2 separate regions of the Homo sapiens genome follow, and region 1 is linked to region 2. Evidence: chromatin loops called from intact Hi-C (ENCODE). Cell type or tissue: endothelial cell of umbilical vein. All regions are shown on one strand. Each heading gives the region's core, and the rest is flanking DNA. Links, peaks and the distances in the headings are about the cores only. Region 1 overlaps RORA (RAR related orphan receptor A). Region 2 overlaps RORA (RAR related orphan receptor A).

Region 1 (12,698 bases), core at 1,644-9,643, 81 kb before region 2:
ACCTGCTACCTATAAATCATCCTGAAATATCAAGGGTGCTGACTCATGAATCGCTCGTGTTTTCGTAGTTTGTGTTCATACATTTCATTCAGTTGTGTTTCAACTGTATGAAACATTTGGGGGCCATTTTTAGAGAAGTAGCAGTGATTCCCTTTCTGACCTTAATGAGTACAGACACATAGGTACATTTGGTGGATGTATTTCCCCCTCACCATTAAAAGTTGTGCTTCATGGGAGGAGGAAGGGTCGTTTTCATTAAAGAGTAAACACAGAACCAATGGCCATAGCAAATTAATTGCCGTGTTGCTCATCTTACCCTGGTCTGAGTAGGCTGGCATTGCTCTCTTGTGCCTTACATCTTTCCCACTCTGCCTATAAACATGATTGTCTCCCCTACTTAAAATAAAAAATAAGAGTCTCCTCGCGTCCTGTTTAACCCTGTTTAGTTATTGTCCATGCTCCCCACTTTTACCACAGAACCTCTTAAACCAGGAGGTGATGGTCGCTGCCTCATCAGTCACGGTTGCATGCCTTTGGGGTAGGTCTAGTGACACTCCTGTGCAATGTTAAAACTGGTCTTGCTTCCACTTCCCCATCTGAACTAAACGCCTTCCTGAGCACACTGGGAATGACGGACATTCAAAGCAGCACACACAGGGCACTTTCTAACCTATGTTATTGTTTCTTCTCTTCCAGGTATCTCAGTAACGAAGAAGACACATACATGTAAGTAATGCATTTTTTTTCTGTCCAAAGTTTTCTGAAGAGTTGGAATTCGCATATGTCTGGCTGCTGTGACCCTTCAAGTATATACTAATGTTTCAGCTGTGATCCATGGTCAACAGAGGTCATTTTTTTTCAATCTGTAGTGGTCGGAAGTGGCACATCTCCACCTGTTTGTACTGAGTGTGTGTTGAAGAGAGAGGCTAGAGACATATTCTGATGAATTCCAGTGTTTCCAGCCATGAAGCTTTAGAAAAATCATGAAATCTAGCCAGGAGGATCAATTACTTACTGATCACCCTTATCCTAGATCCTTCTTAGAAGAGCTGGTATGTTTCTAGGAAACATCACCTTGATTTCTTTTAAGCTTTGGTCTCCTTTTCCTCACCACTAGTTCACAAATTAGGCCGTTTCGTACTCATGTCTGTGGAGCAGAGATGCTGACTGGGAATAGAGGCGCTGTCGCTCGACCACGGGCATGGCCTGCGAGGGCCCTGATAAATGGCATCGGTAGTTTGATGTGGAAACGTGTGCTGGATTTATGCTCTGTATTCATCCCACTTCTCAGGTTCAACTGCTTTCATCAATTGCCTTCATTTGAACTACACCATAAGTTACAAACTCACGTCAATGTAAGGTGTTGTGATTTGCAATCTGAGCAATGATGTTTGACTGTGCCTTGAACCTCAGGATGAAACAAGACATCATTGATGCAGGCAGTCAACTTTCACTGTAATTGACCAGCATATTATTTAGGCTTTGAATTAATGGTGTCATTAGAATTTGATGACTATTTTAGACCACGGATACGTGCTACCTATGAGATATGTTTGGGCATTCTTCTAAGGCAAGCAGTGGAGATATTTATGGCACAATACAGGGACAACAAGGATGTATCCCCCAATTTTTCCTAATTACACTTTAAATTTTTTTATTTCATGTGAAACGTTTGGGGGAAAACATCTGTATTACATCAAAGTAGTTTATCTTGTGCCTCAGTTGATTCTTGAAATCTGCTCTTGGGTTTGTCTGTCTGTCTATCTGTATTTGTAGAAAACAAAAATGAAAAAAAAAAAAAAGAAAAAACCAAAAAACGTCAAATTGGATGAGAAGTTGCCTGACTCTGAGGGCCCTGTCCTGCAGTCTCTCCACGTGGCTCTCTCATGGCCTTCAATGGAATGTTTGCTTGAGGAACAATGAAAAGGTCAGGCCCGTACTAGACACATGATCCGGATGGCACCTCCATCTCTCAATGCACAGTTCCAGTTGGCTGTCCCTCCATCAGGGTAGTCTGTGACCCTTAGCTTTTTGGGGGTTGTTTTGTCGTTGTTGTTGTTCTTGTTCTTGCTGTTGTCGGTGCATAATTGAGCTCATGATGACTGAGAGATTGACAGTGCAGGAGACTGAAGTCCTCTGTATATCCGCAGGGCAGGCATGGTACAGAGCGCTTCCTTGCACAGCCTTGCCCATGAGCTCGTCCCTGGCCCGGAGGGACCCACTCTAGAGGTGGTAAGTAATTCAGTCTTTCTGCTAGCTCAGTCCTGGGCCTCTCCCCAACAGGGGCTGATGATTGTGCCTACTGTTTATGGTGGTTTGGGGTATGGACTCCTGGCCACCTGGCAATGTACAGAAAGCTACTGACTGTTTGCATTATGACTTGGCTCTTAGATAAGTGAACAAAACCACTACTTCAGCTCCACTGGACATGAAGAGTACATCCCAACTAATAAGATAACATAGACAGAAATCTAGATGTTACCTAGTATACAGACAGTCCATATAAAGAGAGACATTCGAGGAACTGTCATCCCTGAGAATAATTTTCTTGGGCTATTGCAGAAACAATAACCTGTGGTTGAGTTTAAATTCATGGAGGGACTTAGATGACAGCATGAGAGTGGTGGCTAGAGAGGAAAAATTGGTGTTCTAAAAACAGACACTTGAACCAGGTGGGTCTTTCCACAAAGGCTTAAAGAATTTCATCAGCTATACTGGCTTTAATGCAAAATCAAGATATAGCCACACAGGGTGGACTTTGAGTGCCTTTCTAACTGTGAAAATCAGCAAGAAAATTCTTAGGCATTAAGCTTGAAGTCAATGTAGAAAGACTTAAAGCTCCTTTTATATAATGGACAGAAAGATTTGGATCAGAAATGATATTGTTTTGGTTGATGTTTACTTTCATGATTGGGGGAGAGGGCCCAGAATAAAAAATGGCCGAATGACAAAATTGGAAAGAATAGCACCTGAAAACACAGTTGACACAAAACTTTACATATGCCAAGGAGAAATTGAATTGTCCAAGTTACATGTTAGTGGAAGTCCTCCATGCCACTTGAACATGGAGATTGTTTTTGTCACCCAGCTCAGCAGACAGCCCATCGTATTTCTGATCTTAGCATCTCCACAGGGCCCACAGCTTGTGAGGAGAAAGACAATCAGTCAGTTTTTTCTCTAATAACAGTCACCCAAATTACTTCTTCTTTAGCATTTGTTGGATTTTTCTTGAAAACTGAACTGTCCTAACTTGCCTATACGTTTTTTTTTAAGATGTTAAATTCCAGCTCCTCTTAAATCATCTTGACATCTGTTCTTCAAAAAGTTTCACTATCAGTGAAGTGTATGAATTCATTTTTGTACCGTCTCAAAACTTCCATTTTTAGCCAGGGTTCTGGAAACCTTAGTCAAGACTTGACTACATAATCATCGACAGCTGAAGTCACCCGACATTAGCAATTTCAATCTTGGTTTCCTAACTGCCCTCACGGAGAGATTGTTCAACTTACAAATTAATATGTACAGCTGCAGAATATATTATCAGACCAGAGTGTCAGCTCACAGGTACACAAGACAGAGGTGCACATACTGCAAAATGAGCCTGAATAGTTGTGACACCAGATAGTATTTTAGTCCACCTTGTTATCTGGAAAGCACAGGTATTGTTTCTTTTAAAAAAAATAAATGTTTTGGGTGACTTGAGGCAGAAATTCCCATGAAGGGAAATTTGACTGTTAAGCTTCAGAGGAGCCCATGGACATAGTCTTTGGAGAACTCAGTTTCTCCTAAGCTTCTGAGAAGGGTACCTTAAGTGTTTGTTTTCTGTTTAGTTGGCCAGTGGGAGAAGACAAGCTTTGGAATTTCTAGTGTTTCTCGTGCCCAAATTGTTCAAGGAATTCTTATATTTGTGATGTTCTTCAATTGTTGATAGGAAATGTTGCTGTTGGTTTTTGGTGTGCAAACATAAAAGAGAGTTTTTAATATTAGATCAATTTTACACTGTGGTGTGGAATTGCAATTTAATTTTCCTGGGGATTATATAGCACATGTATTTGGTTGGACCCCTTCAAGATTGCTTTGCTTTGGTGTTTCACAAGTTTGTTCTGGTCTCTTTCCTGCTGAAATAGCCACCATGCAGATAAGTATCATTTTCGGAATCAGCTGCTGTGTTGGTTTTTATTATTTGCCAAGGACAACGAGTCATTCACTCCTGAATTCTTAGTCTAATTCTTCTTGGATAGTTCTGCATTTGCTACAACGTTACAAGAGGATAAATATGGAGGTGAAAAGATGCAACAAATCATCCTAGCTCTTTCCAGCTACTGGAAAGTTTAGCATCATGGAGTCCTAACCTCAGAGGACATATATCAGACAGCCACCACAACACAGACCCAAAAGATATCTGGTAGGCCCCTGAACCGTTTCCAGAGGCATCAGACCATTGCTGCTTCCTTCTGTTCTCATCCTTGTTTACAGTCCTTGTACCTCTTGTCCTAGCCTGCCCTGCCTGCTTTCTCCCACACTGAGGGACAGATACAGGCTTCTGAAAGGTGCAGGTTACTCAGTGGAAGCAGTCAGGAAAATGTGTCAGTTTACTCCCAACTTGAGTTGTTAATTTTCCCCAATAAAAACCCAAACAAGATACGCCTCTGAATCTTCGGAAATATTTTCAGTTAACGTGAATAGCCATTAAAAGGTAATCTAGTACATTTTCAAATGTTTGATTGTAGCAGGCTAATACCTACAATATAAAATTAAAGCACTGTGTTATTTATAAAAAGATTTAGTTCTCAATAGTAAAATATTTTAGCACAAATCAAAATATTTCTTTGAGAACTAATCTTTTGCATCCATTTTAAAAAGTGTTTATTGCAATCATTTAAAATGGAATAGGTTAATGTATTCACTTTTCACCCCAGAGACTTGGCTTTGAATTTGACTTAGAGAAAATTAGTTTTGAGGCCTCAACCTCCTCTCCATAGGCATTCATTGATATCACAAAATGAACCCAACAAGTTGTCACAATTGTTGCCATTTACTCAGGAGATCCAAAAACTAGAATAACCTTATTTTCTCATTTTTTTTCCTATCCTTGAGGCCATACTTTTTTATTGTAGACTCTTAGCAACCCCAAACTTGGGGCTCACCCACATTGTTTTCACAGTCCAGGAAAACTCAGGAACCATTCTTGGCAAAGCTAATGGAAGGTGCTTTGGTGATATAGTTAGTAGGTTTCCGTGGCAACCCATGTGACTCACAGTGACTCACGGCAGTTATAATTTCTGTTGCTGGCAGGGTGTTCCATTAGGACAGATGTGAGAAGAAGCCACGCTGAAGTTCTTTTAGTAGGCCTTCATCCAGATCCTGTCTGCCCATTGACAAATAGTCAGGAAAAGGGATAACCTAGTACTCACAAAGTAACTGGAAGATTCATTGCTTAGCTTACCAAGGCTACCAGCTATCTCAGACAGCAAGCTTGTTGGCAGTGGGTCATGACTAAAATACAGGTGCTGGCCTCTTAAGGGCTAATTAAGGGACAACTATTCATTGAGGACCTACTCTGCGCTGATAGGCTTTTTACCTTCCAGGCGTTTACAGACTAGTTGTAAGTAAAGACTAGAGGGAGACAAGATAGGGGATAGGGTGGGATAGAAGTGCATAATCACATAAAACAATCTGAAAACACAAATGCCAGGTGTACCAGTTCCATAAGTCGCTCATAACTGGAAAACAAACTAAGCTGGAAGTATGGGAGAGGAAAAGAAAACTAGAGAAAACATCGAGGATTCTCATATTGTGATCCAAGCATAAAATAGCAATAAAGCAAAAGGCAAAAATTTAACCCTGGGTGCTAAAACCTATCCCCGCTGCTCATCTCCACCCATTCTTACAGAGTAACATCTATTTAGTTTCTTCAAATCAGCCAGTCTGAGAAAGTAAAAATCCCTCTGTACTGTCTGGAAGCGTTTGCCTTGTTTAGAGTCAGCCTGCTCAGCTACAGCCAAGCCCTCCTAAGCTTAACAGGATTTCTCTGTCTCATCATATTAAAAATAAATGGATTGCACTTGGCCCTGCCAGTCAGTTCTTCCAAAGTAGAAGATTTGCATAGTCTTAAAGCCCACAGTTCATGGCGAGGACCTGTGAACTCCATAGAAAAACTGAATAGTTACCTGAGCATTTCCATCCCAACATCCAGTTGATTCAAGTTTGCCCAGTTAGTAGACTTGAGGTTCATGAATTGCATTTGGACAAAAAGTATTTGTATTCCCACTTCATAACATACGTTCCAAAGGGTGTGTTGAGATGGTGATTGGCTCTTTAAAATCCATAATCACTACCAGGGAGAAAACAAACATGCCTAGCCTACGAGGGATTGGTGTGGACTTGATAGACTTATTACATACTTGATAAATGCTTAGTTAGACATGATTAGATTGATTTTTTAAAAAGCGCTAGATGTCTATGACATAAGTTTGCAATATGCTTAGTTTCATATTGACAGTAATAATGGCAGAAGTAATAGCAGTAGTACCATTACTTGTAGTAGCAGCAGCAGCAATAGCAGGAACACCACCTACCAAGCAATCTGAATATTCGAAGCATTGTGTTTAATGCTTTACGTGCATTATTTCATTTAATCTGCTCATCAGCTTTAGGAGCTTTGTACTGCTTGCACCCGCATTTTAAATAAGAAAATGTACATGAGAGACAAGTAGCTTAGAGAAGTGAAAAACCTCGTTAGCTCACCCAGCTGGGCAAAGCCTGGAGTCAAAACAGAGTAGATTGCCCCCTTGTGCACACATAAGAGCCACACCGTTATCTCCAGTATCAACATTAACTAATACTTGTGGGGCACTGAGTGCTAGGCACTTCTCTAAGCACTTTCTAAGTGTTCATTTATTTATCTTTACTGCAACTTTGTGAGGTAGGTGTTGCTACTATCCCCACTTTACAGATGAAAACCGAGGTCCAGGGTCCTACAACTAGCTAGTATGTGGTGGAGCCAGGATGTAAAGGCAATCCCCAGTTTAAATGCTTTTAAAATGAAGAGCTTCATTTTTCAGAGTGGTTCTTCCACTCTAAAGTATAGGAAGAAAGCCAAGTGCAACATAGTCATTCTTACAATTGACCAAGGTTTCCTTTTACCTTACAACTATGCTACCTCCATAGGCTTCTAAGCTTGAAGAACAAACTGATTGTAAGAAAGGGGAATGTTATTCCCACTATGTGAAAAAAAGTATTTAAACAAAGTAGTCTACTGGAAACTGTACAGCGTTCTTACTTTATTATTTTTTTTAGAAGGGGACTCGCTCTGTTGGCCAAGCGGGAGTGTAGTGGCATGCGCGTGGCTCACTGCAGCCTCAACCTCTTGGTCTCAGGAGATCCTCCTGCCTCAGCTTCCCAAGTAGCTGGGACTTGCTCAGCTAATTTGTTTTTTATTTTTAGTTTTTTGTAGAGACAGGGTCTTGCTGGCTGGGCTTGGTGGCTCACCCCTGTAATCCCAGCACTTTGGGAGGCCGAGGCAGGCAGATCACCTGAGGTCAGGAGTTTGAGACCAGCCTGGCCAACATGGTGAAACTCCATCGCTACTAAAAATACAAAAATTAGTCAGGAGTGGTGGCACACGCCTGTAATCTCAGCTACTTGGGAGGCTGAGGCATGAGAATCACTTGAACCCGGGAGGCAGAGGTTGCAGTGAGCCGAGATCACGCCACTGCACTCCAGCCTGGGTGATGGAGTGAGAGTCTGTCTCAAAAAGAAAAAAAAGAGAGAGACAGAGTCTTGCTATGTTGCCCAGGCTGGTCTCTGAACTCTTTAGCTCAAGAGATCCTCCTGCCTCAGCCTCCCAAAGTGCTGGGATTACAGGCGTGAGCCACTGCGCCTAGCCAACCTTCTTACTTTAAATGACCATTACTTATCTTTTTAACAATTTAACTTAGTTCATCAAAGAACTGATGTCTACTTAATGTCATACAACACAACTGATTCCATAATAAAACAATTGTTCAAAGTGGTTACTTCTGCTTCTAGGACAGCTATGTACCCCACACCAGTAATGACATATATTTCGTACAGCACAAACCCATCTTCCTCTGAAACAAAGCCTTTAACGGACATTAATGACATTTATAATAAATTTATACTTTTTTGTTAGACCAACTTAGTAATTCATTTATAACTTTCATTGCCACAAAGCAGTACTATGATTCCGGACACAGTGGTTTCTTTGAAACCTATCCAAACCCAAAAAAACCCTGGAAGCTAACAGAACGCTCAGGAAACAGATATATATATATATATATATATATATATATCAATGGGATATATAGGAGATATAAGAAAATTAACATCTAGATTTTGAGGATGTTTAAGCATATCTGAACTTAGGACTGGATTTACACTTATATCAGCTTCTCTTTTTATTGCAATCTGTACGCAGAGGAATAAAAACGTAGAAGAAACAGAGATGCCAATGTGTTTAAAACAAGAAGAGAGTGATCACTCTACATTCACTTTCAGTGATGACACTAAATTTTTTACACTGATTTCTTTATCAATTCTGTGGCCAGGAAGTTAGTGCATTTGTAGTCACATGGCCCTTTGGATTATAATTGACATCCACATCTATACATTATAAGGATGAAGATTTTTAAGCTATTCAATTAAATATTTTCCTTTGACTGCCAAAATCCCTTGCAATGGAATGTTCTCCACCCAATCCACTTCCACTTCTGGGAAAACATGTTTTTCTATGTAGGAGTGATAGCTCTTTCCCTTCTTGATTTTGTATGTCTCCTAGGCATCAACTCCAGCTCCTACTGTCTTAAATAGTTAATAGCCAAGGATACTGATTAGAAGGCATATTGAGGAGTGGCCGGGCATGGTGGCTCACGCTTGTAATCCCAGCACTTTGGGAGGCCGAGACGGGCGGATCACTGAAGGTCAAGAGTTTGAGACTAGCCTGGCCAACATGGTGAAACCCCATCTTAACTAAAAATACAAAAAGTAGCTGAGTGTGGTACTGTGCACCTGTAATCCCAGCTACTAGGGAGGCTGAGGCAGGATAATCGCTTGAACCTGGGATGCCGAAGCGGCAGTAAGCTGAGATCACAGCACTGCACCCCAACCTGGGCAATGTAGTGGGACTCCATCTCAAAAAAAAAAAAAGAAAAAAAAAAAAGAGGTAGGATATACTAGATTAAGGTTTGGATTCAGTGGAAAGGCCTTAATCTATAAATCTTTTATTTTACATTTTCTTCTTAGAGGAAAGGGGAAGGAAATTATATGCTAGGCAATCCAGACACCTGTAATATCGGGGTCTGAGGAACAGAGGCTGGAAAGTAGACTGCAGTTCATACCTATGGAAAGATAGGGCAGGGAGCCAGGCAGATTTTCTTAGCTTGATATTTTTTAACCCCTGCTCTGTGCCTAACATTGTGTAAGGCACATTGCAGTATAGGTAATCTAACTTATATTCCTCCCTGTCTAATAGTTTAGTCTGTATCTAGGAGAAAGGACACACACATTTGAGGAACTTTCAGTAATGAAAGAATTGCAGGAAAATGCAGGGCTATGAAATTTTGCCATTTCAATGGCAAAAACCACAATTACTTTTGCACCAACCTAATAGAATATGTGTTTAAATGCTGTATGAGTTGGGAACATGTGTGGTGAGCTGAGCTTGCTCTGGAAGGGTAGCAAGAATTAGGTGTGATCAGGGATGATTGTGTAGATCGGTCTGACTGGAGTAGAGTATTAACAAGGAAAAGGGAGACCAGTAAGAACAGAGAGCAGGTTTTGGCTTTCTCTCATAACCAATGTGGAGCCACAGAATGTGTGTGAAAAAAAGCAGTGACCTATAAACAATGTTTTTCTGCCACAGTCATTTAGTTAGGGTTATGTGAATCAGATGTTCCCTGCTCCAGTCCCTTCTCTGAACCCAGGTGACATTTTTATCCTTAGTTAGAACTACTTCTGTGTGTGCTCCTGTGACCAACTACGTTAAAAAAACAAACAAACAAACAAACAAACAAACAAACAAAAAAACGCTTATTGGGAAGGAGAGATCTGGTCCGAAAAGAGAAGGCTCTTCTGATTATTAAAGAAAAAGGATGTTCACTTTTTCTCTAACTCCACGGTGTTAAGGTCTAATTGTAAGACCCGTTCTTGCCATTTCATTAAAATCAGAGGCATGGAATGTGCAGTGAAACTTGAAAAATACATAAGCACTTTGAATTTTGCGGCTAATGGTTCTCCTTGCTTTCTTTCATTCGAGCTGCTAATTGGCTGCAGGCTACTCTGCTACCCTGGGAGCCTCTGTCTTTCCAACCCTTTTAAACTCAGCTACAAATAGCTTTATAAAAATTTAAACCCCAAATTCCAAACCTTGCTCACTCCTTAGGTAGGCAAAGTCAACTGCAGTGACTATTACTTTTTCATCAGCACAAAGAATTATTTCCCTCATGTAGCTGGACAATTATGGTAAGAGGACAACTAAGCATCCTTTTCTCATTATGGATATTTCTTAATTTCCTTAGAATATGTTTCTGTCGTTTTACTTAAAGAATACCAAGGTCCTGATGAGGCATTTTCATTGGCTGCGTGTTCTTAGTCTCCAGTATAATGAATCATATTGAGTTAATTTATCTCTCTTTCTCTTACACCATGTCTTTTTGTGTCGACAAAACTGAAAATTCACTTTCCCTCACCAGGTTGGGGCGTCGGGATAATTGATTGTTACCAGTCTCTGCTGTTAGTAGACAGGATAACACCAGTGCCTCTAGAGAACAGGTGAAAACTAAACTCTGTCCCCCGAGGCCAATGAAATAGCTGTTTGGTCCCTTGTGTGAAACTTCCTAATAACTTAACTGGGCAGCCTCTGGGTCCCTGGAGGGTTTCTCCACAAGAGTATTCCCTCTCTTTGTTAAGATTGCTTATTAAAAATGATTTTATAATGAAGTTGCCTCAAATAGCAGCTCTTTTCCTGGTTGTCCTTGAAGCTGTGGTGAAGAACCTTAGAGACAACTGTCTAGGGTTTTCCTCCTTGTTAAAAAACTTCTCTCTTACCACTCTTGCTCTTGATTTTTAAGGAGACAAAATCTAACTGACACAAGTCCCTCTCCGGCTGATTATGTCGCTTCAAACATTGTGCAAGGCATTATTGGTAGTTCAACTTGTCATTCGGGCTCAGGAATCGAACTGATCTACGTGGAGTGAGGACAGTTAAGTCTGCAGTGGAAACAAGGCTGTAGGGCTTCCCCCTGAGAGCAGCAGCCAAGGAATGCTGCTGTCATGCTGTCACAAACTCTGCCCCTGACTCTATCAAAACAATGATTTCCAATTATTTCATCTCTTTGGTCCTAGATTTCTTCTATCTATAAACTAACCACTTTCCTGCCACAAGAGACTGTCATGAAGAGGAATTAAATTTAAAAAAAAAAAATAGAATCATACTCTTTGGGCTGGGTGCAGTGGCTCATGCCTGTAAACCCAGCACTTTGGGAGGCTGAGGCAGGTAGAGCACTTGAGCCACAGAGTTCAAAACCAGCCTGGGCACGTGGCAAAACCCCATCTCCACCAAAAAATAAAAAGAAAATTAGCTGGGTATGGGGGTGCATGCCTATAGTCCCAGCTACTCAGGATGCTGAGGTGGAAAGATTGCTTGAGCCCAGGAGTTTAAAGCTGCCGCAAGCTATGATCACACCACTGCACTCCAGCCTGGGTGACAGAGTGAGACCCTGTCTCAAAAACAAAAACAAAAAGAAACAAAAAACGAACTATACTCTCTGCTACCAATGGCCTGTATAAATTCAAAAACTTCTAATACATGTAGGCAATTAGGAGAAAAATCGGTTTTTTATTGTCCACACCATAACCTTAACTTCTCGGCTTGCAAGGGCTTAGATGTGGTGATGTATTTAACATAAAGAATGATAAAGCACCCGGCAGGGAGGCTCGCTGTCAGAAATATCTGCCTCCGATTTCGTTTCTCAGTGGCCAGGCATTCTCAACAAGCAACACAGGAAACAACAAACCATATAAAGTTGTTAGTGACAGATTCAGCTTGAAATATTTTTCTAACTTTAAGGCTTGTCAGGCAGTAAACCTGCAGAGCAGAGAACTCAAGGTGTGGCTTGGCACTTGTTTTGCTTTGCAGTGTGAATACAACAGAACACCAACAGTAAGAGGGACGATTGTGAATCTTTTAGGGAAGAGAGCCCAGTCTTGTCTAGTGGTACCAAGACTCACTGTGTGCTAAGAGTGTGATAAAAATCTGTCTTGGCTAAATTCTATTCTCTGAGATGAGGTATATTAGAAAACACCAGCCTTACATTCGGTAATTCCTGCTCCTGCACAATAAAAAAGAAAAGTAAGGAAAAAGAAAAACTGTGGCTTTCTCTAGAATTTGACTGTGGCCTTCTCTAGAATCTTCTGATTCTACCTCCTTAGAAACAAGGTGGAATCTTCTCATTCAACCTCCTGTAAGGTTTTCTGTCACCTGAGGAGTCTAAATTCTAAGTATGGCATTCGAGGCCTTTTACAATCTGGTCTTAATCTTTCCACTGCTCTTTTCAGGACTTCTCCCATGCAGGCAGTGTTTGCCATCCTCAGTGATCTGTTCCCAGGAGATTCCATGCATGGGCATACCTCGGTGCCTTTGTATCTGTAGTATCTTGTTTGTCCTGGAATGTCCTTCA
Region 2 (12,698 bases), core at 3,119-11,118:
TGCTTGACTGAACAGGAACATATTTTCCCTGTGAAAGCAAAATAATGCCAGCATTTGCTCCTGGAACGCTCCTAGCTGCGAGATTTGGATTTCCCAATGAAGCCCACGTTACTCTGCAGTCCTTGATCATGCATGACAAAAATAGGGAAAACCATCTGTAACCGCTTATCTTTTCTCCATTATTTGAAAATATATTTTTAAGATAGTTCTTTAAAAAATAAAATATGGCCTATATATGAAGCATCTATATTAATAGAACTGTCTCAGATAATTTTCAGAACTGAAATGGATGAGATACAAAATCAAATAACATTCCATTTATCTTGTTCATCCTAAAATGCTCTGCTTAGCTTTTCACTCTGATGAAATAACATCCATTTCCAGTTTTATTCTTCCTTGGTGTGCTGTGATGTGGAACTCTTTTGCTCTATGTGTTTTATTAAGTGTAATTTAACTTTATGACTATCAAACCAACGATTAATCCTTACAATAAGACTATGAAATAGGCAAGCTGCAAAGAGATTTATTTTCTGAAGCACAATTCCCTTCTTCTACCTCCAATTATTTTTTCAAAAATCATTCTCTGAAAGTGTATAGTTTGCAGAGCTCTGTCCTGGGCACTGTGAGGGAAGGCAGAAGAAATAGCTACAACCTACATTCTGGGCTTTCTCCCCTTCTTATCTGTGTGTATTTTATCTCTGGTAAATGCTCGTTATTAGTTTCCTTGAGTGAGAAATGCATTTTCTGTCTCGTACTTTTACAACTGTGTTCTTTTATTTTCTTTACTTTTTTAAGACAGAGTCTTGCTCTGTCGCCCAGGCTGGAGTGCAGTGACACGATCTCAGCTCACTGCAGCCTCCGCCTCCCGGATTCAAGTGATTCTCCTGCCTCAGCCTCCCAAGTAGCTGAGATTACAGGCACCTGCCACCACAGCTGGCTAATTTTTGTATTTTTAGTAGAGATGGGGTTTCGCCATGTTGGCCAGGCTGGTCTCAATCTCCTGACCTCAGGTGATCTGCCCACCTTGGCCTCCCAAAGTGCTGGGATTACAGGCGTGAGCCACAGCACCCAGCCTGTACTTTTACAACTGTGTTCTATCGTCCTTCTAAGAGGCTCTTCATTTTTACTTCTATCCACCAAGATGTGATTTGGCCTTCAAGGTCTAGCTCAAATATCCTTCATGAAGTCCTCCTTCTCTTAAAGTTTCAGATGAACCCCGCACATAGTAACCACTCTTATTCTTGACTTACATGGCACTTTATTTCTGGAACACTTCGAGTATGTGCCACACATTCTGCCTTACATTATAAGCATTGCGTTTATTTTCCTACTAGATTGCAAGCTCCTTGGAGGATAGACTGATACCTTGATTTTTGTCCTTTCCTCTCGACATACTAGCACAGTGTAATGCACACAGAAGGTGTTTAGTCATTGCTCATTGGATGAGAACTTTCTCTCCTATAGGAAATAAGACATAAAAAGCCTGCTAGACCACAGGGCCTCTTAGGCCAATGGACAATTTAATTCTTATCCATCTTTGTGTCCTCAATACTTAGCAGGTGCTTAATAAATACAGTTGATCCCTGAACAATGTAGGGTTTAAAAGTGCTGACCCCCTTGTAGTAAAAAATCTGCATATAACTTTTGAATCCCCCATAACTTAACTACTAATAGCCTACTGTTGACTAGAAGCCTTGCCAATAAAATAGGCAATCAATTAACATATATTTTGTATGTTATATGTATTATATATTGTATTCTTACAATAAAGTAACGTAGAAAAAATAAAATGTTATGAAGAAAATCATAAGGAAGAGAAATTATGCTTACTATTCATTAAGTGGAAGTGGATTGTCATAAAGGTCTTCATCCTTATTGTCTTCACAGTGAGTAGGCTGAGGAGGAAAAAAGGGTTAGTCTTACTGTCTCAGGGGTGGCAGAAGCGGAAGAAAATTCTCACATAAGTGAACCTACACATGTCAAATCTGTGTTGTTCAAGGGTCAACTATACTTGTTTTATATACATGACACACACACACGAGTTTCAAAATTGTAGAACGCTCAGCAAAAGTGCATGCGGAGAAACATTTCAACAAATTTTGATTAAGGGTTAACATTTTATGTCAGGCACAGGTGCTGTGTGTGTAACAATGTAAGGGCTGATGGGGTGGTGATGGCAGTTCCACTTGTAAGCTCTACTGAGAGATATCACTTTTTCCTTTCTGTATACTGTTTAATCCTCCTAGTGGCCCTACAAGGCTCTACTCTCCTTATTTGACGTATGGTGAAACAAAGGTTTGCTCAAGCTCATACAGCTAGTGAGTGGGATGTAGGTTGGTTTTGAGCCCAACTTCATCTAATGCCAAAGCCCATTCCACCATACCATGGAGTTCAAGCAAACAAAGAAGGCTTCTTGGAGAAGTAAGCAGATACGGCACAGCATAGAGAAAGGGAAGAAAGTGTTCCCGAAAAGTGGATGGGGAATGATTCTGAAAGCAGTCACAGGATGTTCGAGTGGTAGGGGCCCGTTGCAGTCAGTTCCTACTCCATCAGGCTACAGTTGAGGGGCCTGGTGTCCTGAAAGGTAAAATGGCTTGCCCGATGTGATGTAGAAAGCTAATGACAAGTGTGAAACTATCCTGGACCCAGGATTCCAGATTCTGAGTTCACTTGTATTTCTTGTGTTTGCTTACATATATATATATATATGTATATATATGTATGTATATATATATATATATATATGTGTATATATATATATATATGTGTATATATATATATATATATATATGTTGTGTGTGTGTGTGTGTGTGTGTGTGTGTGTGTGTGTATCTCCTGTACCACTGCCAGGTATAGGAATGGGGTGAGGACACAGCATGGGGACATAAAGGAATGGAGGTCCCTCTTGGCCTTGGTTTGCATTTCTCCCCTTCCTGCCTTGACTGGTGTGTGTGTAGTGAGGCACCTGCCACCCACCTATTCTGTGGAGGTTGCTCAGCTCTGTATGCCTGTGAACTTTACCCTTTTCCTTATTGTGGTGATTACAAAACATAAGCCAGTCCTCTGAATTTCCTAATAGGTGTATGAAATATATGGTTCCAGAAATCCCAGAAGCCCTGCACCATTGTCTCCATTTAGTCAAATCTTTCACCTCCAACATCCCATTACACTAATAGCCACACTAATGATTTGCAGTCATCTATCAACTGTTAGTGAGTGGCACAGTGCTGCGCAAACATCTTTTCAATGGGCAACCAGACATGTTACACCTTTAGGAATGTTTGGACCGACTCACGGAACTCTACAGTTTTCAGAGCACAGGTCAGCTGATTTGTGACCTTCTCAAAATCAGGGCTACTGTCTTATTCTTGTTTGATTATCCATCACAGTGTCAGCATAATACCTACTCAGTAAGTGTGGCTGATTATGAGAAATATGTGTATGTGTGTGTGGGTGGGTGTGAGTGTGTAAAAGTGTAGGTGTCTCTTGCCACCCAAATGTAGTCTATTTCACGATATTTCATGAACTATGCATATGTATACATACATGCATATTTCAATCTACATCTATATTCATTTTAAAATCATGAATAAGGCAGATAAACCACATTAATCCACTTGTCCCGTCCCCCTTTATACTCATAAACAGCAGAGTTCCTTGTCTTACTGTTGGCTTCTGGGTCTCACCAGTGTTACTCCATTTGTAAGTGTTCCTTTATGAGAAACTGGCTCCTTCTGGACTCATATTTAAGCAAGGCTGTGATCTCTTCTAGGTTAGTTTGTGATGTGTCCATAGCTTCCCAAGTATCCTTGCTTTAGAACTCTCTGGGTCTGACCCTATTGTGTTTATAGGAAACTTGGTCCCCTGGCTCTATGTCAACCAGAATGGCTCAACTCCTAAAGGTCACAGTGCAGTGGTGGCTAAGGATTCCATTGAATCAAGCTGCCTAGGACCACATTAACCTTTCACTGATCCCTTTCTTGTTCAGCTATAACAAAATTAATTGAATTAGCAAGCAGACGCACACTGGAGAGAGAGACGCAGGGCCTGGGTGAGACAAAACCAAAATGCTGTGCCTCACATGCATCAGCAAACTTTGAAATCACCTTTGTCCTAGGAGCCACTTGCAGATTCGGGATAAGTTTGCCAGTCCACTGGTTTGTCATTCTCCCCAATAGCATTATATCTGTGATTTGGGGTGGCAAATTATGAGATCAGAACTTGTGTGGTGAAAAACAAAATATACGCTCATAAAGTCAAGTATCATTTATTTAAACTGTAACATAGGAAGACTGGCACCAATTTACTAGTGATACTACCGTCTAGACTCCTGCAAAAATGCACCCATCTTTTCCCCTAGGTGTTTTTGGGAACAACTTGGCATTAGAAGTGTCTCTCTACTTTCTTACTGTGTGGCAGACTCAGTGTGGAACCCAGCACACAGGAACACCACGTGGGGCTGTGACCATCCTGGGAGACTCTGAGATGAGTTACATGTGTTTATAAGTATGTTGTGTGCCTTCTTTTTCTGAGATTAGTCAACAGAAACCTTTGAGCTGCAAATTAATATATAACAAACTCCCATTCCTGGTAAAGAAGTCCCATTCTGTTTAATTATCTTCATGTAAGCAATATTACTTTACTTTTTTTTTTTTTTCAGAACACTTGGTAAAAAGAAAAAGAAAGAATATGTTCCTTAGCACTGTGTTCTCCCTCAGTCGGTACTCATAAGCATTTATTTAATAAAATCCAAACGATTATTCCTACATATTTATTGCATTTTAATATTTTATTGTATTTCTACTTGATTGTATTTTTTTTTTTCCTTGAGACAGATTATTGCTCTGTCGCCCAGGCTGGAGTGCAGTGGTGTGATCTCAGCTCACTGCAACCTCAACTTCCTGGGTTCAAGTAATTCTTATGCCTCAGCCTCGCGAGTAGTAGCTGGGATTACAGGCAAGCACCACCACGCCTGGCTAATTTTTGTATTTTTGTAGAGATGGGGTTTCACCATGTTGCCCAGGTTGGTCTTGAACTCCTGACCTCAAGTGATCCACCCGCCTTGACCTCTCAAAGTGCTGGGATTACAGGCATGAGCCACCATGCCCGGCTTTTACATGATTGTATTTTAATATACAGTGGGTAAAAGTTTGTGCTAAAATGTATCATTTATGGCTCCAATTTGGTATTATTGAAGGGAGATGTCCCTTCAATATGGGAGATGTTCCCTTTTACTCCTGACTGATTTGTTTGGTTGGGGCCTTATAATGTCATAGAAAATGTGCATTTTGAGTGGTTAAAAAAAAAAAACAGCCTATAGTTTTTACTCTCAAAGAGCTTTGTGTTAATATAAAGAACAGTAATATAACCTGGGTTAAAAGCTGAAGACATTTAATAGAGGCATGTATTACAAATAGCATCTAGCTACATTGGAAGGTTAGGACTTCATATCTGAAATTCTGTTGCTCATTAGTTGTAGGAAGTGAATGAAGTACATCTCCAAAGGGCAAGGTCAGTATTACATTATTCTGGAAATGTCTTTGTTGAATAAATGTGTAAATATTTCAGATAAGTACTTGAGATTATATTTCTATTGGGGACATATCTATAGAATGAATGATTCTACTTATAACTGCAGGAGCAGATGTCATGTTACATGTTGTTCCCAATGACTGATTTCATTTGAAATGATCTGGAAATAAATACTGATTACTAGTGATGTCAGATTATTCACCTTGGAGTCAGATGTCTCACAAGGCACGCTAGAGCTAATAGATTTGGTTCTTTTGAAAACATTGTTTTCTAAAGCAGGATACTGTTTTAAAGTAGCATTGTGAATCATCCGAGTTGTATATCTGGGTTCACTTGCATTGAGTAGGGAAGAACATACTTCCGAGGATGCAGTCTCCGATGGTTTTCCATCCTTTAACGATACAAAAGAAAGAAAATTGTACCTGGGACCTGCTTATAGGATAGCTTGGCATTAGTCGTTAGCACAAGGGAAATCAATAACCAAATGTGAATGATGGTGTCAGTGTAACTGAGGGGCGTTGCCTCATTGGGAGATATAGTTGCATCATAGGAACGTGGTGTGATTTAATTTCATAATTGTAAACATTACAGTGGGTATGGCTGATTCATTTGAAACTCTTGTCCACTTTGCTATGGCTGGACAGCTGAGTTAACATGGGTAGGTCTTGGGTTCACATTTTTATAATTTCTTTTCTTTGTAGTTTTTTTTGGGGGAAAAATCTTTAAGAAAAAAAGCTGTATTAGAATGAATTTATCTGAAATCAAACTTTTATAAAGCCATGGCTTGACTGAAGGACAACGAACTTTATTGACCTTCTAAATCAGAGCGCTGTATAAATGTTTGGAAGACTCAATTTTGCCTTGAAAGGGGGCTGGGGAGGGAGTGTATGAATCCTTGTTTTCTACGGTGCTGATTATTTGCTTGTGTTTTAAATTGTGGCCCAACTCAGGGGCAAGAGCAACTCACTTACATGGAGAAAAAAATATGCTAGAATTATCCTTGCTTAATCATCATGAATGCAACAGCTAATAGCCATCTGATATTTTAAGTTGTGCGTGGCAACAGACCAACAGAAAAGCAAGCAGAATGAAATTTCGTGAAGGAACCGCAATAGGTACGCAAACTTGGCTTTTCAGAATTTTTTTCTGTTATGCTCGGTACTATAGACACCCTGACCAAAGTTTTAAACAATGCAGACTCTGGGTATGTAGCATCTGAAATTCATTGTAAAGAGATTGACCTGTAAAATAATAACGTCATGATTTACAGTTCCGTAAGGACAGTAAGAAGAATTAAGCTTCAAAGTTTAGAGGGAATTAAGTCTTAGTCGCATGTTAAAATGTACAAAGTTCACCTTCAGAGGTCTTTATTTTCTGTCAGAATTACCACAGTGTTTCATTTTTAGGGTATGAAAACGATAGCTTTTCCTACTTGTAGATGGGTTCTCTGGAGAGATATGGAAGAGCCTGGGAATTTAGCGGCTCAAATCAGCTGGCAACTGGAGTTCATTTAGGTGATTCACATACAATTTCCGGCTTTCCTTGCAGGTATCAGTGGTCTTGGACGCGGGGAAGGGGGTTGGGGGGGACAGGTGTAGACCAGGACCTTGGTTATTGGTATAACTGCCAATATCCAAGGGTTGCCAAGGGTTGGGTGGGCGGAGTTCCCCCGCCCAGGCCGAGTCTCTCCAGAAAGACTTCGGAGGAGCTTACTCCACTCCCCGGACGGTCCCAGTGGCTTCGTTCTCCACGGCCCAGAAGTGGGCCGTACCTTCCGATTAGAGCTGGGGCACTCTAGGAAATGCGGGTGACCGTAGCTCCCCAGACCAAACCTGTCTTTTCCACCAACGAGCTGGCGCATTTATCGCCCCCGAGTGCTCCGGCAAGCCAGCGGGAGAGTGGCGTCGGGTTGCGAGCCTCTTGCCCCACCGAGTGGGGGCAGAAAGTGGTCAGAGGCGCGTTCCGCGGGGCGCTGCGTGCAGAAAAGCGACCGGCGGCCACAGGTGATCCCGAAGGCGAGGGGAAGGCGGGCGCCCGGGCGAGGGCCCGGGGCGCGGGAGGGCAGGCCCGGCCGGGGTGGGCCAGCAGAGCCGCCGCTGCTACTCACCTGCCCGCGGGGGCGGGGCGGGGCGCGGCGCTGGGGCGCGCCTGCCTCCCGCCTCCCGCCTCCCGCCTCCCGCCCCGGGAGGAAGCGGAGGGGCGCGGTGTAAACAGAGCGGCGGCCGTGATGTCAGCCGGTCACATGGAGCCTCTTATGGCTCGGGATGGCTCTCGGCGGGCGGGCAGCTGCGGCAGCTGCTGCTGTGGCTCGGGCGGCGGCGGCGCGGCGGCGGCAGAGGGGGCTCCGGGGTCGGACCATCCGCTCTCCCTGCGCTCTCCGCACCGCGGCTTAAATGATGTATTTTGTGATCGCAGCGATGAAAGGTGAGCCCGGGCGCCCCGCCGGGGCCGGGTGGGCTGGCGGCTCCGGGGGGCGGGGAGGAGGGCGCGCAGGGGGAGGGGTGGGCGCGCCTGCCCGAACGCACGTACTGCCCGGGGCTCGGCGCGGGGGCCCTGCCAGGGCCTTCTGGGCCACCGCCGCGGCGCCACCTGAGCCCGGCCACGGGATCGGCCTGCCTCCGATTGGGGGGCAAAGGCGCACGGGGTGGATCCCCCTCTGCTGCCCCCTCCGGCTCCTGTCAGTCTCTTGGGTCCGCTTGGCACCGGGCGGGTCTCCCAAAAGAAAGTTTGCCGGGAGTCGCCGCGCTTCGGAAAGGAAGGGGAGGGTCTGCGGAGTTCAGAGGAAGCCGGGGACGCCCGCGGCCGGTCCCCAGGGCCCGCACCCGGGACAGCTCCGGCCTAGGTCGGGGAGGCGCCGCGGCCGGGCAGGGCCGTGCGTGCGCGTTGTCGCGATGTCATCCCCGGGGACTGGTCAGCGCCCCAGGCCTTGCGCCCTGCCCCTGCGTCCCCGAGCGCCTCAGCGGCCGCCGGCCGGGCAAGTGCCGCAGGTCCGCGCTGTGTCCCGCGCTGTGTCCCGCCGCGGCCACTTCCGAAAGCGCGCGGGCCGGAGCGAGACGGGCGCCTCGAGCGTGCCAAGACGCTCTGGGCGGCCCAGGGAGCCGCGGCGCACCCCGCTTGACACTTTGGCTGGTGGATGGAGGTGGGGAGGAACTCGGCAGCCCACGGGATCCGCGGGCAGGGGCGGAGGTTAGACCGTGGTGAGGGCCGACGGGCGCGGGTTAGTCGCGGCCAATCCTGCCGGGCGGCCCGGCCTTCCGCCCTCATCAGGACTCCGTAGCCGGGCCGGGGGCGGGAGGGGAGGGGGATTTGGTTGGAGGGAGGACTGGCTCTAGGTCCTCTCAGGTGAGAAGGAGAGAAACCGTGGCAAGTCAGGGAACTTTCTGATGGGAAAGCTAAAGTTTGGAGGTGTTCAGGAAGTCGCCCGTGCTGCCGGAGAAACCGAGACTCGCTCTTGGGACGGTTGCAAACAGCTCCGGAGAAACTCAGCCCGCAGCACGCCGCCCGCCGCCCGCCGCCCGCTTGTGCGCCCGCAGGTTCCTCGCCGTGGATAATCTGCCCGAGCTGCTTCGCAGGCCCGGCCGCCAGGCTTGGGGATTTAGAGCCCCATCTGTTTGCGGCGGACGCGGCTTCCCTAATGCGCAGCAATTGTGCAGACCCAGACTGTCCTGCGGGTCCTAGCCACCGGTGCGGGTGCCAAGCGCCTGTTAAACGTTTGCTAGTTTGGGGTTGTGTTGCAATCTGGAATGAAGGACACCAGTTCGGTATCTGCGCTGGGTTTACTTTCGGATCACCGAGCTTTGCCTTTCTTCACTAGAGATTGGGTGGCATCTCTTTTATTAATTATTAACAGGCCGAAACGTACTGGACGTTAAGATGAGCTGCTTGAGATGAAATCTTTCTATATAATGTGCCCACAGCAAATTTTCTCTTTTCCCCTGTGGCTTGAGGGGAATGGGATTTAATCATTTTTAGAATATGTAATTCATATAAGTAAAAGAGAGGAAACCTCCCGTGATCCGCGCTCTTAAGCACTTAAAATTATTTGGGAGGAAAAATTATTAAGATTTCTTATCGACTTCTTATGTTAAAAAATCTATTCTCCCCCACCCCCCCAAAAAACTTTTATGCTAGTCCTGCATTTCATTAGCCCTGTAAGTGTGAAACGTCTTAAATGCCCTCTGCAGTTAAAGCATTTTTTGTCTTTAAATTATAAAATTGATTTTGCTATTTGGAAGATGTCAATGCCAGTCTTTATCCACTTTGTCTAATATACTTTGTGTTGATTGGAGGAAAGGCGAGAGGCTGAGACATTTTAAACTGCTTTCTCCCCTAATGAACAGTAACGACCCACCAAAAAAAAGGAAAGTACGTTTTAATATTTTGATTTAAAGTTGATGTTTCCTAGTACATAGGCTTTTGCTTTTGTAATTCTACAAAGTGAAGTTCCATACTGTCCCTTGCTAATAGAATAATAAGAATCACACACGCTACCCCCACACTTGGAGTGACCTCTGTCTGCCATAAAATAATAGTTTCATAGTATTGTGCTTTGAAAAAAGTGCCTCAGAAGTACTGGCAATGCAATTTTTCTATAAACTCAGCTGCCTGAAAGAGAGAGAGAGAGAGAGAGAGAGATAGAGGAAGAGGGAGAGAGAATGCATCTGAACAATTAGAATATTTCACTCCCAATATCATAATATCCTGAATTTTAATGGGATTATCTTGCTTTGGTGCAAACTTAAGCTGAAAGAGAAAATAGTTTGTGGGGAAGTGAGGAATGCTGTAAATGTTTCCATATCAGATTTAGAGGAAAAAACTGGCTTAGAATCTTATTAAATACTTCCCTATTGCTTCTCAGTTTTAATAGTTAAATTGGTTCCATGTGTAAGACAGTTTGTATAACTAGATTTTTCGTGCAAAACAGAAATACTGTTTACAATATAGCTTTTTGGTATGTGGATGCATGTGGACAAGGGAGGAGAGAACAAGCCACCATAAAAGAAAGATTCTCTTTGTTGGCTGATTTACTGATGTTTTTTAAACATCAGTAAATCAGGCCCTTTGAACTCACCAAAGAAGAAAATCCTTCCTCTGCATTAGTTGTCAAATAAGTTTAGGCTTAGTTTCATGCTCAAATGTAATAAATCTTCATTTGAGTAACTCTAGTCTCATCCTTCAATTTTGCTTTTGTTTAATTAACAACAAAATTCCAATACCATTTGGATTGCTTCTTGGGCAAAGGGAGAGAGCCAGCTATAACATTTATAATCGGGGGAGCACTTGTTCTGCTCATCATAAAAGTGCATTGGCCAGATGTCACGCGGCAGCGGAGTACTGAAAGGAAATGTAAGACGTTCATCAGTTTCAGTAGATGATATACCCCTTTGCTTCATATGAGTGCTCAGCCTGTGTTTGTGCAAATGGAGTTATAAGAGCACAGGGAGGCTTAAAGGGAATTTCTGGCCCGTAGATTCTTCGTCCGGCCTGATTCATGTGCAAATGCAAGACTCCTCACCACTTTGAAAATACTGTATGTGTTGGTAGTATGTCCAACTGTAATAAATACGATTCTGTAGTTTTGAAGAACTTGGCCTTTCTTTCTACGAAATGAAATTAGAATTCGATCTCTGATCTCACTGTAAGGACCCATTGCCTGGTATCCCTTCACTGGGATTTTTGTACCATTTTTGTTACTTGTGATGGGAAGGATTGGGAGAAGGTGATGGCTGGATCTTGAAAAGAGAAAACCCAAATGGTTGCCACTACTGAGCAGAATGCTTATCTGGCAAGAAGGGATCAGTTCTTTTAAAGACAAAGAGGATTTCTGAATCCATTTGTCCATGGGAGGAGGGAGAAGCCTGGACCCTCCATGAAGTAGAGAGTATTTTAAAAGCACCATTTTCATGGGCAGCCTCTTGATTTTATATATTTCAATCACGTTACTTGAGATACAAAGCAGCAGCATGCACAAGTAAACCCTTTTGCCCACGATTTGAATTGAGAACCATATAATTTATTTAATGCTGCCCAGTCATGAAATAATGTAATTTCTAAACAGAAATAGTCATTTAGAAATATACAGTATGTCATCTAAACCTTAGCTCTTTAATATGTAGTAGATACACTTGTAAATATATTAATAATTCTCATTAGTCTCCTTTTTCTCCTATCTTTCCCTCCCACTCAAGTGAGACACAATAAAAGTGGATGAGATCAGCAAGGTGATAATTGCAAAGCACCTACAATAGCACCCAACCACTTTCTTATTTGCTCTGGGGTATCTAGGAAAATAATATTTATAAATGGCCACTTACTGGAGAAAAGTTACTGGATGGATGGATGGATGGATGGATGGATGGATGAATAGATTTGCAGAGGTAGATGTAGGGTTCAGTTTTCTTAAAAATCTCTTAAATTATTATAGGGATCAACAAAACCCCTTATGTGGAACAAATTTCCTAAGAATACTCTGTCATGGAAATGTTTTCTGCATTCATTTTTACTATTTACAGCACTTATTAGTAAGAAATCAAGGCTGCCTTTATGTATTTCATATTTAATAATTTTAAAGCCATAATTAGACACTCAGAGTCAGCAGCTACACCACTTTTATGTTTCTCTACTTAAAAAACAGTTTTTTTGGAGCCATCCACCAGTGACAAGTCAGGTGTGAATTGACATTTGATAGTATCTCAAAGACCACATACAGACCCTCTGAGGAATGATTTACAAGTTCTGTCTCCCCCATCTAGCTATTCTACTGAAGATAACTCCCTTCCATCCCAACCTTTTGATTCATGAACTGAGAGAGTCGTAGTCAGAGCTTTTTCTATCCGTCAGTATTTTGTGTGACATGATAGAACATGATTTTTCTGTTAATTGTCAAGAGATAGGAGGTCTAAATAGATGGATAATAGCATATACTATCCAATGGGCAAAATGCAAGGAAGCAGCTGAAATCTTTTGTTTCTGGATTTTCTTTTTGGAATGAAATTTGTTAGCCCTCATCATATTTTCAGGAGATAATACGATAACTTTAAAAATCTTTGCTCCTGTGGGTATAAAAAATAATGTCAAGATTATTCCCTAGGTTTTCCAGTTATTTCATTTTTTAAAATGTTACTGCTTCTGAAGTTTACTAGGCATTTCATAAACAAATAGGGAGA

Evidence for each region. Hi-C counts contacts between places; a loop is a spot of excess contacts. Peaks named below come from ENCODE experiments on the same cell type or tissue, not always from the same donor. Only the 100,000 strongest peaks of a DNase experiment are listed, where the experiment ranks them.
Region 1: a loop joins it to region 2, with 8 times the contacts of the local background. A loop is called at or near these places in 8 of 110 quality-filtered maps.

What each region holds. Positions count from the first base shown.
Region 1 is chr15:60,666,685-60,679,382 of GRCh38, reverse strand. It overlaps RORA (RAR related orphan receptor A), which reads left to right. Exons shown (of 11, transcript NM_134261.3): 2 at 697-726. Among named protein-coding and RNA genes, the nearest start is that of RORA-AS2, 8.5 kb to the left of the region's middle. In endothelial cell of umbilical vein, for the core only: no CTCF peak of the experiment used is centred there; a DNase peak (open chromatin) is centred at 5,252; H3K27ac peaks cover 907 bases.
Region 2 is chr15:60,587,645-60,600,342 of GRCh38, reverse strand. All of the region lies in intron 2 of RORA (RAR related orphan receptor A), which reads left to right. It overlaps RORA-AS1 (RORA antisense RNA 1), which reads right to left. Exons shown (of 6, transcript NR_120342.1): 4 at 1,831-1,895. Among named protein-coding and RNA genes, the nearest start is that of RORA-AS2, 88 kb to the left of the region's middle. RefSeq lists silencers at 7,470-8,519, 8,550-8,669. In endothelial cell of umbilical vein, for the core only: a CTCF peak has its summit at 7,463; DNase peaks (open chromatin) are centred at 7,472, 7,782, 8,262, 8,942 and 1 weaker place; H3K4me3 peaks cover 2,689 bases; H3K27ac peaks cover 1,574 bases.